Linked DNA regions of Mus musculus: region 2 is linked to region 1. A link is a contact called in ENCODE Hi-C or POLR2A ChIA-PET data. All regions are on one chromosome and are shown on one strand. The core of a region is the stretch at or near the end of the contact, and the rest is flanking DNA. Distances in the headings are between cores, read along the strand shown.

Region 1 (5,844 bases), core at 133-2,632:
GTTAGTAGCTAATGAGTACTAAGAGAAGTGGATAACAATACGGCTTGGTTCTTGAATCCTTCAAAGAGGAGGGTTCATGGTATTGAGGATTCATGGATTTGGGTTCTGAGATGGGACCTCCACCCACAAGCCGGGAGAGTGAAGTAGTGCTCAGAGGATATGGGTTTCAGAAATTGCAGTGTTTGCGGCGGCGGGGTGGAGGTGGGGGGGGGGGGAGAAGCTGAGTTTGTACATGAGAACTTAGAGAAACCTGGTCTGAGTTCCTGCCTGAAATAGGGAATTGAGAGATGAGTCTTTCAGAGGACTGACTATAGTCTAACTAGACACATCGAGGTAGAGAGTACTGATGAGGGCACTGGGTTTGTGGTGCAGCTCAGGAGTTGAATGAACAGGGGCTCTTTTGGAAACCCAAGAAGGCCAGCGCGGCACTCTTATTGGCTAGGAGCCGCACCGATGCTCCAGGCTCTTCTCAGTGATGTCCCCAGTTGTCACCTCCTCTCGCGCTTGTCTCTGGTTGTCACTGACTATTCTTGCTCTGGCACCGCCTGCTGGCAGCATCCCTGGCCCTAGAAGCAGAGAATGTTATCTATTTCTACTCTTATGCAAAGTGGAGAAGGACAGTCATTGGCTAACAAGTTAATCACAAGTTAAGCCCGCCTCTCCCTGGTTGTCATTCCTTCCTGATCATCTCAGGAAGTCTAAGAATTTTTCGGCTCTTTCTATTGACTGCTGATGCTGTCATCACAGGAATAGACGTGACCGTCAGTCAATTTGACTGCCTAGCCCCCCTTTTTAATTTGGTTCCCTTTTCACCATTTCCATTGGCTAACAAGTTCCTAGTCCCTGCCTCTTACTGCCCAACACCAGCCTCATTCCCCGCCCTTCTGCGGTCACTCACTCTCTTCAGTTGTGTTTATTGGCCTGGATGCTCAGGATCTCTCTTTTCTATTGCTTGTTTTCTTCGTCCTGCCTCTGCCTTCTTCACTTCCTCTTTCTCGAGTACCCACCCTCTTCCCGCCTCTAACCCCACCCACCCTTCCATCGATTGGCAGGAACTCAGTTTTCTCTCTCCTATTATCCGTCCTGGTCTTATAGAGGGGGCGGGAGATTAAAAAAAAAAAAAAAAAAAAAAAAAGGAGGGGTGCGGGAGGGCCTTTCCTCGCGCAGGCGTAGTTCGCCGGGACAGTGGCTGCTCCTCCGCGTCTGCGCAGGCGCGACGTCGGCAGCCGGCCCCTCGCTGGGAGGGGGCGGCGCGAGCGCGCGAGTAGGGTGAGAGGCCGGGAGACCCCGGCGCGAGCGCCGTCGACCCTTGCCCCGCCTGCGCGCGCCGCCCGCCGCCTGCCGCCGGGTCCCGCCCCGCCCCCGGCGCGCGCCGAGCCGCGCCCTTCGCCCTCTCTGCAGCCCCGGCGGGCTGCTCCGGGCGGCCTGAGGGGCGGCGCCTTCTGCGGCCTCCCCGGCGGGGGGATGTGAGGGGCCGCCCGCAGCTATGGAGACGGGTCCGGCGCCCCTTGTGGCCCCGCCGCGCCGCCACGGCGCCCCCGCTGCCCCTTCGCCCCCGCCCCGGGGCTCCCGGGCCGGATCGCACTTAGTGGTGGAACCGGGACCGCCAGTGACTACAGCCACTTCGGCCCCAGTCGAATTGGTGGCCCCCGGGGAGGCTCGGCCCGCCTGCGTCCCAGGATCATCACAGACCTCGGCCTCTACACCCACGACAGCTACGAGCAGCACGGTAGTGATGCTGACCCTGGAGGCCTCACCCGAAGCCGCGAAGACGCAAGAGTTCCCCGCACCAGCGGCAGAAACAGGAGCCGAGACGTCGGTGGCTTTGGCTTTGGGGACAGACACTCAAAAGACGGAAGAGGTTCGAGCCTCTCCTGTCCCAGGACCAGGGACCCCCACTCGGACACCTTCCAGAATGGCGCCTGGAGCCCTGACTGCCAAACCCCCGCTTGCCCCCAAGCCGGGGACCACAGTGGCTTCAGGAGTGACTGCACGGGGTGGAGTAGGACAGGTGGCAGGTGGGCATGAAGCTGCGACCTCAGCATCAGCAGGGTCGGTGCCTGAGGACCCCTCAGGGCCTGTCACAGGCCCTCCCGGGACATGCGAGGCTCCGGCTCCGACTCCGGTGGCTGTGGTGACAGTGACCCCAGCTCCGGAGCCTGTTGAAAACTTTCAAGACCTGGGCTCCACGTCCAGTCTAGGACCTGGCATCTCGGGGCCTCGGGGTCAGGCCCCAGACACCCTGAGCTACTTGGACTCCGTGAGCCTCATGTCAGGGACCTTGGAGTCCTTGCCGGATGATGTGAGCTCCATGGGTTCAGACTCGGAGATAAATGGGATGGCCCTGCGCAAGACGGACAAGTATGGTTTCCTTGGGGGCAGCCAGTACTCAGGCAGCCTGTGAGTACACAGTGGGCACCCCGTGGGGGCTGCCTGGGGACGCGTAGGGGGAGGGGAGGGGCGGGGAGGGGATGCACCTGGCCAGCCCTGGCCCAGGGAGTCATTAGCAGGAGCTGCAGTGCCCAGAGCATCCTGGGGTTTCTATGACTTCAGAGCTGAGGACCAGGGATCAAGGCAGTCGTCTCGATTTAAGCCTAGACCTTGCCTAGGCCCGTGTCCTTGAGCTAGTGGTGTCCCTGTTTCTATGCCTCAGTTTCCTCTATGAAGAGAGGGATTGAATGAGCTGATACCTACTAAGCAGCTAAGATGCCAGCTGCTTGGTATGAAACTATTAACTAAAAAGGCCAGACATTCTGGAAAGTTGGTTGGGCGAGGATTCTGGCAGAAATCTTAGATCTCTGAGGGCAAGAGGGATGCCTTCAGAGTAGCAGTGGGTGTGGGGGGGTATCTGTAGGCAGAATAGTGGGGTGAGAAAGTCTGCTTGATGGAGGAGAGACCCTGAAGGCAGGGCTTTTGTGAGAGGGCAGTTTTGTATTTTCATTGAAGGGAAAGGGTGGGGGAGGCCTCTTCCCCATTTCCTCATCTCCCCTGCCCTAGTTGAGCTTTCCTAGTTCCTTCCAGGGAGGGGCCTGAGTCACTCCTAAGGTGGGGGTGAGTGTGATTAGCCTGACTTCTTCCTTCTCTCTCTGGAGCCTGGCCATTGCTTCTGTGCTCCCTAACCTGCTTGCTGGTCTGTACCTGGTTAGCTCAGCCTGGAGCATCGCCTGAGGACACTGCAGCCCGGCTCTGAACTGAGCACTCACTCAATCCACTAACTGAAGGCACTCATCAGGAGGGAATGCCCAAACAGTCTCAGTGTAATTGGCTGGGTTTAGCTTAGAGATGAGAGGCTTCTGTGAGCGCCTGGGTGTGAGAATCCTCCTGAGGATCTGAACCAGGGGGTGGGGTGGGAGAGGAATACAGGCAGGGCTTGTAAGCTAACAAAATTCAAAACTTGATTGGGGCCAGGCAGTGATGGCCCATGCCTTTAATCCCACCACTCGGGAGGCAGAGGCAGGAGGATTTCTGAGTTTGAGGCCAGCCTGGTCTACAGAGTGAGTTCCGGGACAGCCAGGGCTACACAGAGAAATCCTGTCTTGAAAAACCAAACCAAAACAAAAAACCTGATTGGGCACCGACATTCAGTCTGAACTCTAACTTAAGTTTGACCCTGGACCTTTCTCCACATCTTTTACCTCATAAGAAACAAAACTAGAGTTGCTTCCCTCATATAACATTTATCTATGTGACTAGGGGACATTCCCCCATACTAGTCTGTCCAGAGGAACTTGGTTACAATTCGGTTTTAGAATATCACTCCTGTGTCAGGCACTCTGCTGGGTGCTATTTTTCTGCTTTATAACTTTAACACTTAAGAATCTATCTTCCTGGGGAGTGGGTGGGTAGGGGAGAAGGGGTGGGTGGCTATGGGGGACTTTTGGTATAGCATTGCAAATGTAAATGAGCGAAATACCTAATAAAAAATGGAAAAAAAAAAAAAAAAAAAAAAAAAAAAAAAAAGAATCTATCTTCCTGAGCCTGGCAGTGGTGGCCCATGCCTTTAATCCCAGCACTTGGGAGGCAGAGGCAGGGGGATTTCTGAGTTTGAGGCCAGCCTGGTCTACAAAGTGAGTTCCAGGCCAGCCAGGGCTACACAGAGAAACCCTGTCTCGAAAAACAAAACAAAACAAAACAAAATTTAAAAAAGAATCTATCTTCCATACCAGAGGAATTACCTCTGAGGCACTTCTTTCTCCTACAGGGTCAAGTCCGAACTCTTTTGCCCACACATTGGCTCCACACTGCCCAGCTGTGCTTGTTGCTTTGGTCTCAGCAGCAGTCTGAGACTGTATTGCATTAGTAGGGTTATTTGGGCCTGTCCACCTGCCAGGAGTGCTCTGCCCCTTCTTTCCTCTGTCTCTCGTCATTCCTTGTGGTGCACTTCTGATATCTTTTTTTCCAGGAAGCCTTCCCTGATACTTACTGTCCTTGTAGTAATGTCCCTGATACTCACTGTCCTTGTAGTAATGGCTCTGTGTGAATGTTTTGCCTTTGCATCTCTTCCCATAGCTGGCATCCTCCCTTTCTGTCTGTATTTTTATTTTATGTGCATGGGTGTTTTGCCTGCACTCATGTCTATGCGCTGTGTGCATATAGTGCTCGGGGAAGCAAGAAGAGAGCTCCAGACCCTCTGGACCTGGAATTACAGACCATTGTTAGCTGCCACACGGGTGCTGGGAACTGAGCCCTGGTCCTCTACAAGAGCATCCAGTGTTTTTATAGCTGAGCCATCTCTCTTGCCCTTCCCTTCCTTTGTAAGCTGTAATGTTCCTTGAGACAGGAAAAGTACCTTAATCTTTTCAGCCCTGAGAGTATAGAACTGACATTAATGTAATAAGAGACGATGTCTCTGTTTAAGGAGTTGCTAGCACAGAATAAATTAACATCATGTTGCGTGCTTATTAAATAGTCTTTTCGTGTATTTTCTTACTAGTCCTTATGACTGTAGGTAGCTACGTTCTTTATAGCTGAGGAAGAGACTCAAGTTACCCACATGTCTTTTTGGTTTTGTTTTTTTGTTTTTTTTTTTTTTTTTTTTTGGTTTTCAAGACAGGGTTTCTCTGTATAGCTCTGGCTGTCCTGGAACTCATTTTGTAGACCAGGCTGGCCTCGAACTCAGAAATCCACCTGCCTCTGCCTACCAAATGCTGGGATTAAGGGCGTGCACCACCACTGCCCAGCAAGACTTTGTAGCTTCTTAGGGACAGAACTGGGCTTTGAGCTTAGTCTGGAATTTTTAAATCCATGGTCTTTCTTCCATTTCATTCTCCTGTAACTGGCTCCTGCAAGTAACCAACCATTTCCAGACAGATGGAGCACCTTGAGCATGGAGCCGTCAGAATAGCATCAGGGCAGAAAAACTCATTTGCTTGGGAATCTGGAGAGGTTGCGAGGAGGAGGAGGACGAGGACGAGGAGGAGGAGAGAAAGCCACAGATGGTCCAAGAAGTCTCATGTCTCATAGGATAAAATGACACATCTAAGGTCATTCATATGAGCTTCTGCTACAGGCTGTTTATAGGTTCTTTCAGGTCTATATTGTTATTCTATCGACCTTACAAATGAGGAAAGTGAGGCTTAGAAAAATTAAGTGACTTGTTCAAGGTCACATAATGAATGGTAAAACTAGGACTTAGATCCAGATTTAATAAGCTTATAGTTACTTATTTTTTTGCAGTGCTGGGACTCAATTCGGAGCCCTTCACATGCCAGAGAGAAGCACAGTACCAGTGAAGTACGTCCTCAGCCACAATGTGTCTTTTCATTATGACCAAAATCGGACGTGCCAGAAGTGGGATTTAAATGACCTGTGTAGAAATTCAGTAGTGAAGGAAGCCTTTAAAGT
Region 2 (5,684 bases), core at 682-3,181, 46 kb before region 1:
CCCACTGTGAATATGGTGACACTTAAATCACATCTGTACCCTGCCTTGTCTCTGGAGCTCCAGCTCCTTTTCCTTCACCTAGACAAATCTTAAAACATGGCTTCTGGAACTGGAGAGTGCTCAGCAGATATGTGTACTTGCTGTCTTTTTTTTTTTTTTTCTTTTTTTTTTTTTTTGTCTGTCTGTTGAGATAAGGTCCCTATGTATTGTTGGCTGACCTGGAACTTGCTGTGTAGACCAGGCTGGCCTTGGACTCACAGAGATGCATCTGCCTGTGCCTCCCAAGTGCTGAGATTAAAGGCATGCGCGACTATACTTAGTACTTGAGGCTCTTGCAGAGGACTGAAAAGTCTTGTTGCCAATGCCCTCATCAGGCAGCTTACAGATGTCTTAACACTACTAGGTCCAAATCTCACTCCATCTTCCTGGTTTGACTAGCACGTGCATTCAAGTATGCACAAATCTACACACTTTAAAAACACAAATAGTACTTCCAGGCTTACGAGATGGCTCATCAAGGCCAATGTCCAGTGACCCAAACTATCCCAGAGATCCACATGGCAGAGGGAGAAAACCAATTATTGCAAGTTGCCCTGTGACCTCCACACATGCCATGGCTCACTGTCCCCCATCCCATCCCCTAATGATATTTAAATCACTTTGGGGCACGGTGTTGCATTGCACACCTGTAACCTCAGCATTAAAGAGACTGAGACAAAAGGACATAAGTTTGAGGACAGCCTGGCAGTGGTGGCACACGCCTTTCATCCCAGCACTTGGGAGGCAGAGGCAGGTGGATTTCTAAGTTCGAGGCTAGCCTGGTCTACAGAGTGAGTTCCAGGACAGCCAGGGATATATATACAGACAAACCCTGTTTCAAAAAATGAATCCCCCCAAAAAATAGGTTTTAAGGACAGCTTGCGCTACAAACCAAAACTACCTTTTATGTGTATGTTTTGCCAGTGTGTGTCTGTGTACCATGTCAGACGTCAGGGCTTTGGGTCCCCTAGGACTGGAGTTATGGATGGCTGTTAAGCCATGTGGGTGCTTGGGATGAAGCCCTGATCCTCTGCAAGGGTTTTGGTTTTAATCCTGTGGTCATCAGTTTCCTTGACAAATGGCACAGTTCCTGCTGTACCGTTCACTAGCTGTCTGCAAAAGTGGAGATAAAATGAGGTTTGGAGCTAGCTATGGTGGTGCATGTTTGTAACCTCAGGATTCAGAGGATCCCCAGTTGAAGCCAGGTGTGTATAGTGAGTCGGCTTAGGGTTAATTAAATGGGGAGAGGGCGCTAATATATTTACATAAGTACTTAAATCTATTTACAGGGCCCCATTTCTCACCTTTGCCATACCGACCCTCAAAGACTGCAAAACACAATCATCTAGCCAAGCACATGTCTTGTTTATGGCTCTTTTCAGAACTGAGACTGAGGCATAGCCAGCCTGGTGTGTGTCTCCCAATCCCAGGCTAGTTTATTGCCCCATTTGGTTCCGTACCTAATGTTCCCCTTCCCACCCACCTCACTTACAGGCATCGTGAGGTGAGGATAGAATACTTTATTCACTCAGAAGGGCCAAGGGAATGTAGTCGGGGACGAGGCATGGTTCTAGGGACCCCGGTATGGCATTCCCTATCTCCCAGTCCCAGAGCACCCCGACCCAGGTGCAGGCATGGAAGGAACAATTCAGGTGCCAGTCCCAAGTGCCCCTCGCTGCCCCGCCGTGGCTCAGCTGCCCTCGCACTCCGGGCAGCGCTCGGTGGGCGTGGCGGCTGTGGCACTGGCGGGTAGCTTGAAGTCTCGGCCGCAGCCCGCGCAGATGTAGAGGCGGCGCCGCATGTGCGCGCGACGGTGGCGGATGAAGTGTGAGCTGAGGCGGAAGCGCCGGCCGCACTCCGTGCACGGGTAGGGCCGCTCGCCCGTATGCGTGCGCGCATGCTCCGCCAGGTTGGAACGGTGGCCGAAGCGCCGGCCGCACACGGCGCAGCGGTGCGGCTTCTCGCCCGTGTGCACGCGCCGGTGCTTGGCCAGCGCCGAGCTCTGAGCGAAGCGCGTGCCGCAGTCGGCGCATGCGTACGGGCGCTCGCCCGTGTGCGTGCGTCGGTGGCGCGCCAGGCACGAACTTCCGCCGAAGGCTCGTCCGCAGTCCGGGCACGCGTAAGGCTTCTCGCCCGTGTGCACGCGCAGATGCTGCGCGTAATTGGAGCTCTGCGCAAAGCGCCGCCCACAGTGTGCGCATGCGTACGGCTTCTCTCCGGTGTGACGCCGCCGGTGCTGCCGCAGGTTCGAGGCGGCGGAGAAGCGCTTGTCGCATTCCGGGCATTGGTAGGGTCGCTCGCCCGTATGCGTGCGGCCGTGCTTGGTCAGCGCCGACTTCTGCGAGAAGCACCGGCCGCATTCCGTGCACGCAAAGGGACGCTCGCCCGTGTGCGTGCGCGCATGTTTGGCTAGTGTGGAGCGGCGCGCAAAGGCGCGGCCGCAGTCCGGGCACGCGTGGGGGCGCGCCGGGTCGGCCGATGGCGCTGGCATCTGGCTGGCAACCTGCAGGGAAAGGGAGAACAGGTCAACCCTAAGGCCCCAGCGGAAACCTCGGTCTCTCGAACACTGCACACTCTTTGCGCCTCAATTCCTTAAATGACTTAATACATCACAACACCAGGTGACATTATAGTTACCTGTGTTCACAAAATTTATTGGGCACGATCTAGGTTATAGAGTTAAGAGACACTGGGGATTTGGCATTAGATAAAAAGTGCCAGGTGTCTGACATTGTAGAGATGAGACAGGAAGATCAAGAGGTCCAGGCCAAGCTGGCACACGCCTTAAATCCCTCCCAGCACTTGGGAGGCAGAGGCCGGTTGAATTTCTGAGTTCGAGGCCAGCCTGGTCTACAGAGTGAGTTCCAGGACAGCCAGGGCTGCACTGAGAAACCCTGTCTTCAAAAACCAAAACAAAACAAAAACAAAAAACCAAAAAAAAACATAAGGAGCCCCTGTTTCGAAACCCGAGTGCTGGTAATGTAGCAGTGACAGCTTGCCTCCTAATTTCCTCAGACCTGTGAGGACTGAATCCGGGGAGGAGTCCCACCTACAAGAGCAATGGGTTAATTGCTGGAGTGCTGCAGACACACATAAGGCTGGGAAGACCCTTGGTTGTAATAGTTATCAGGAGGAAGGAAACACGAGGGTTTCTTATTTAAGGACCTGTAGTGTAAATGAGATGGAGAATCACTGAGGGATTTCTGAGAATTTTGATCAGGAAAGTGACGGTCACACTCTTTGGGAACCCGAATGAAGGAGAAGACAGAACCAGGAGCCTCGTGAGGAGGCTACTGCACTCATCTGACTTGGCCTAAGCCCAGGAAGCAAGTAGAAAGTAGAGCCAGTGAGATGTTGGTTTCTCTCTCCACTTTACAGGTTGAGATAAGAGATGGCAACAAACTGGCTTTGAGGTATGGAGATTCAAAATGACTATGGGTTAGTCCTGCTTGCTTCTTCTGCCTCTCCTCCTCGGATTAAAGGTGTGGGACACCATGCCTGGGTCCAAGTAACTAAGATGTTTAAGTTCAGAACTGCACAGATGAGGGTTGCCATGTACAGAGGGGAACCAGGTAAGAAGAAAGATCTGGGGCTGGAGAGATGGCTGAGGTTAAGAGCACTGCCCTTCCAGAGGTCCTGAGTTCAATTCTAAGCAGCCACATGGTGGTTCATACCATCTATAATGACATCTGCTGCCCTCTTCTGGCCTGCAGGCCTACATGCAGGCAAATAAAAAAATCATGCATGCATGATAAAAAAATCTTTTTTGAGGAGAAGGAGGAGGAAGAGGATGGGGGAAGAGGAGATGATCTGCTGTTTGGGGCTGTATGGAACGCAGGAAGGAGCCAGGGCTGGCGATGAGAGGTTTTTGGTGTATAAATGTCTAGAGACTGAAGAGATCTCACAGGGAATTGCAGAAGGAAACTGGAGCAGCCATTTGGCAAATATAAGCAGAAGCCAGGACAGGGACAGCTTGGCCAGGATCAGACCCTTCAAAGTTTTCAAGCAAGCACTTTCTTAAGCTATGAAGAGAAAGCCAAATGTTGCTCTGAGACCTGAGGTTCTGAAGCTTGGAATGAGTCAGTTTGGACTTCTAGAAGTAAACTAAGGAGAAGGAAAGCATGCTGTGTAAGAAGCAGGTGAAGGGGCAGGTGAATTTCTGAGTTCGAGGTCAGCCTGGTCTACACAGTGAGTTCCAGGACAGCCAGGGCTACACAGAGAAACCCTGTCTTGAAAAACAAACAAACAACAACAACAACAAAATTAGTTCCAGGCTGGTGAGATGGCTCAGTGGTTAACAGCTCTGACTGCTCTTCCAAAGGTCTGAGTTCAAATCCTAGCAACCACATGGTGGCTCACAACCATCCAAAGTGAGATCTGACGCCCTCTTCGGGTGTTTCTGAAGACTGCTACAGTATATTTAGATATAATAAATAAACCTTAAAAAAAAAAAAAACTTTAATTCATTCTGGGCTTAGTGGTTCAAACCTTCAATCCTAGCACTTGGGAGGCAGAGGCAGAAGGATCTCTGTGAGTTCAAGGCCAACCTGGTTTACATAGCAAATTTCAGGACAGTCGGGATAACAAAGACCCTGTCTTTAAAAATAAACACACACAAACCATTAATTCATGACGAAAGACTCACCTGCCACACAGGACAAGACACAGGCTGCCTTGTATTCAGCCCACCACCCTCCTTTTACAGAGGAGACAACAACATAAAAAAACCTAAGTGACAAAGAGCAGGACCTTCCCTTTCAGAAGCTGTGGTGGAGCACCCTGAAGGCCATCGCCCTCTGTCATGAGAAACTGGCTCTGGGGCCAGGTAGGTGGTACATGACTTTAATTTCTGCACTCAGCAGACAGAGGGAGGCACAGCTCTTGTGGATTTAAGAACAACCTTGTCTACATAGAATTCCAGGCCAGCCAGGGTTGCACAGTGAGACACTATCTCAAAACAAACAAAAAAAATAATAATAAATCAAAGAAAGTAGCTTTGAACTACAAGATATGACAGTTTTGGAAATTAGCAATCAGCCAAAAGAACTCTGGTTTTAATAATAACAATAGTCTTCCCTTAACTGTGGCTTGATTTTCCTGTTTCAGCTGCTAGCTGTCATAGTCTAAAAATATTGAATGGAAAATTCCAGAAATAAACACCTTTTAAGTTTAAAACAACTTTTATTATAGCATATTGTTATCGTTCTATTTTATTATTGTTAAACTCTTATTGTGCCTAATTTAGAATTAAATTATATTATAGGTATATACCTAAAGGAAAAAACACAGGCTGGGTATGACCGCAAACCTATAATACCAGCACTCAGGAGGATCACAAGGTCTCAGCCAGCTTGGAGAATATAGCAAGAACCTGTCTCAGCAATAACCTAGTTAAAATGTGTGTGCGCATGACTGAATCCACTCAAGGTTTTAGGCACCGGTGACAGGGTGTGTCTGTCTTGAAATGTCCCCTGTGAAAGGAGCTTCTGTAAGGAAGACCCTCACTTCAGGCTTTGATGGTACTGCTTTACGTATGCTATCACAGTAAATCTTCCTGACACCCCTCAGTCAGGTGGGACAGTATTTTATTTTATTTATTTATTTATTTTCGTTTTTCGAGACAGGGTTCCTCTGTTTAGCCCTGG

The links. Hi-C counts contacts between places; a loop is a spot of excess contacts on that map. ChIA-PET counts read pairs that join two places held with the same protein, here RNA polymerase II (POLR2A).
Region 2: a map of left cerebral cortex shows a loop between it and region 1 (8-fold over the local background). The contact joins the enhancer-like site here to the promoter of Tbc1d10b in region 1. A Hi-C loop is called at or near these places in 1 of 37 maps with a recorded cell type or tissue (left cerebral cortex). POLR2A ChIA-PET finds 5 or more read pairs at or near these places in 4 of 5 experiments (Patski and embryonic stem cell).

What each region holds. Positions count from the first base shown.
Region 1 is chr7:127,204,006-127,209,849 of GRCm38, reverse strand. Tbc1d10b (TBC1 domain family, member 10b) reads left to right here and starts at 1,382. Exons shown (of 9, transcript NM_144522.5): 1 at 1,382-2,400. The coding sequence starts at 1,487. It also overlaps a transcript of Mylpf not described here.
Region 2 is chr7:127,250,663-127,256,346 of GRCm38, reverse strand. It overlaps Zfp771 (zinc finger protein 771), which reads right to left. Exons shown (of 3, transcript NM_177362.4): 3 at 1,475-2,542. The coding sequence ends at 1,730. Among named protein-coding and RNA genes, the nearest start is that of Dctpp1, 7.2 kb to the left of the region's middle. Within about 2 kb of position 1,931, at least 1 of the 3 ENCODE cell types and tissues checked has a DNase peak (open chromatin) inside an H3K27ac peak, as active enhancers do.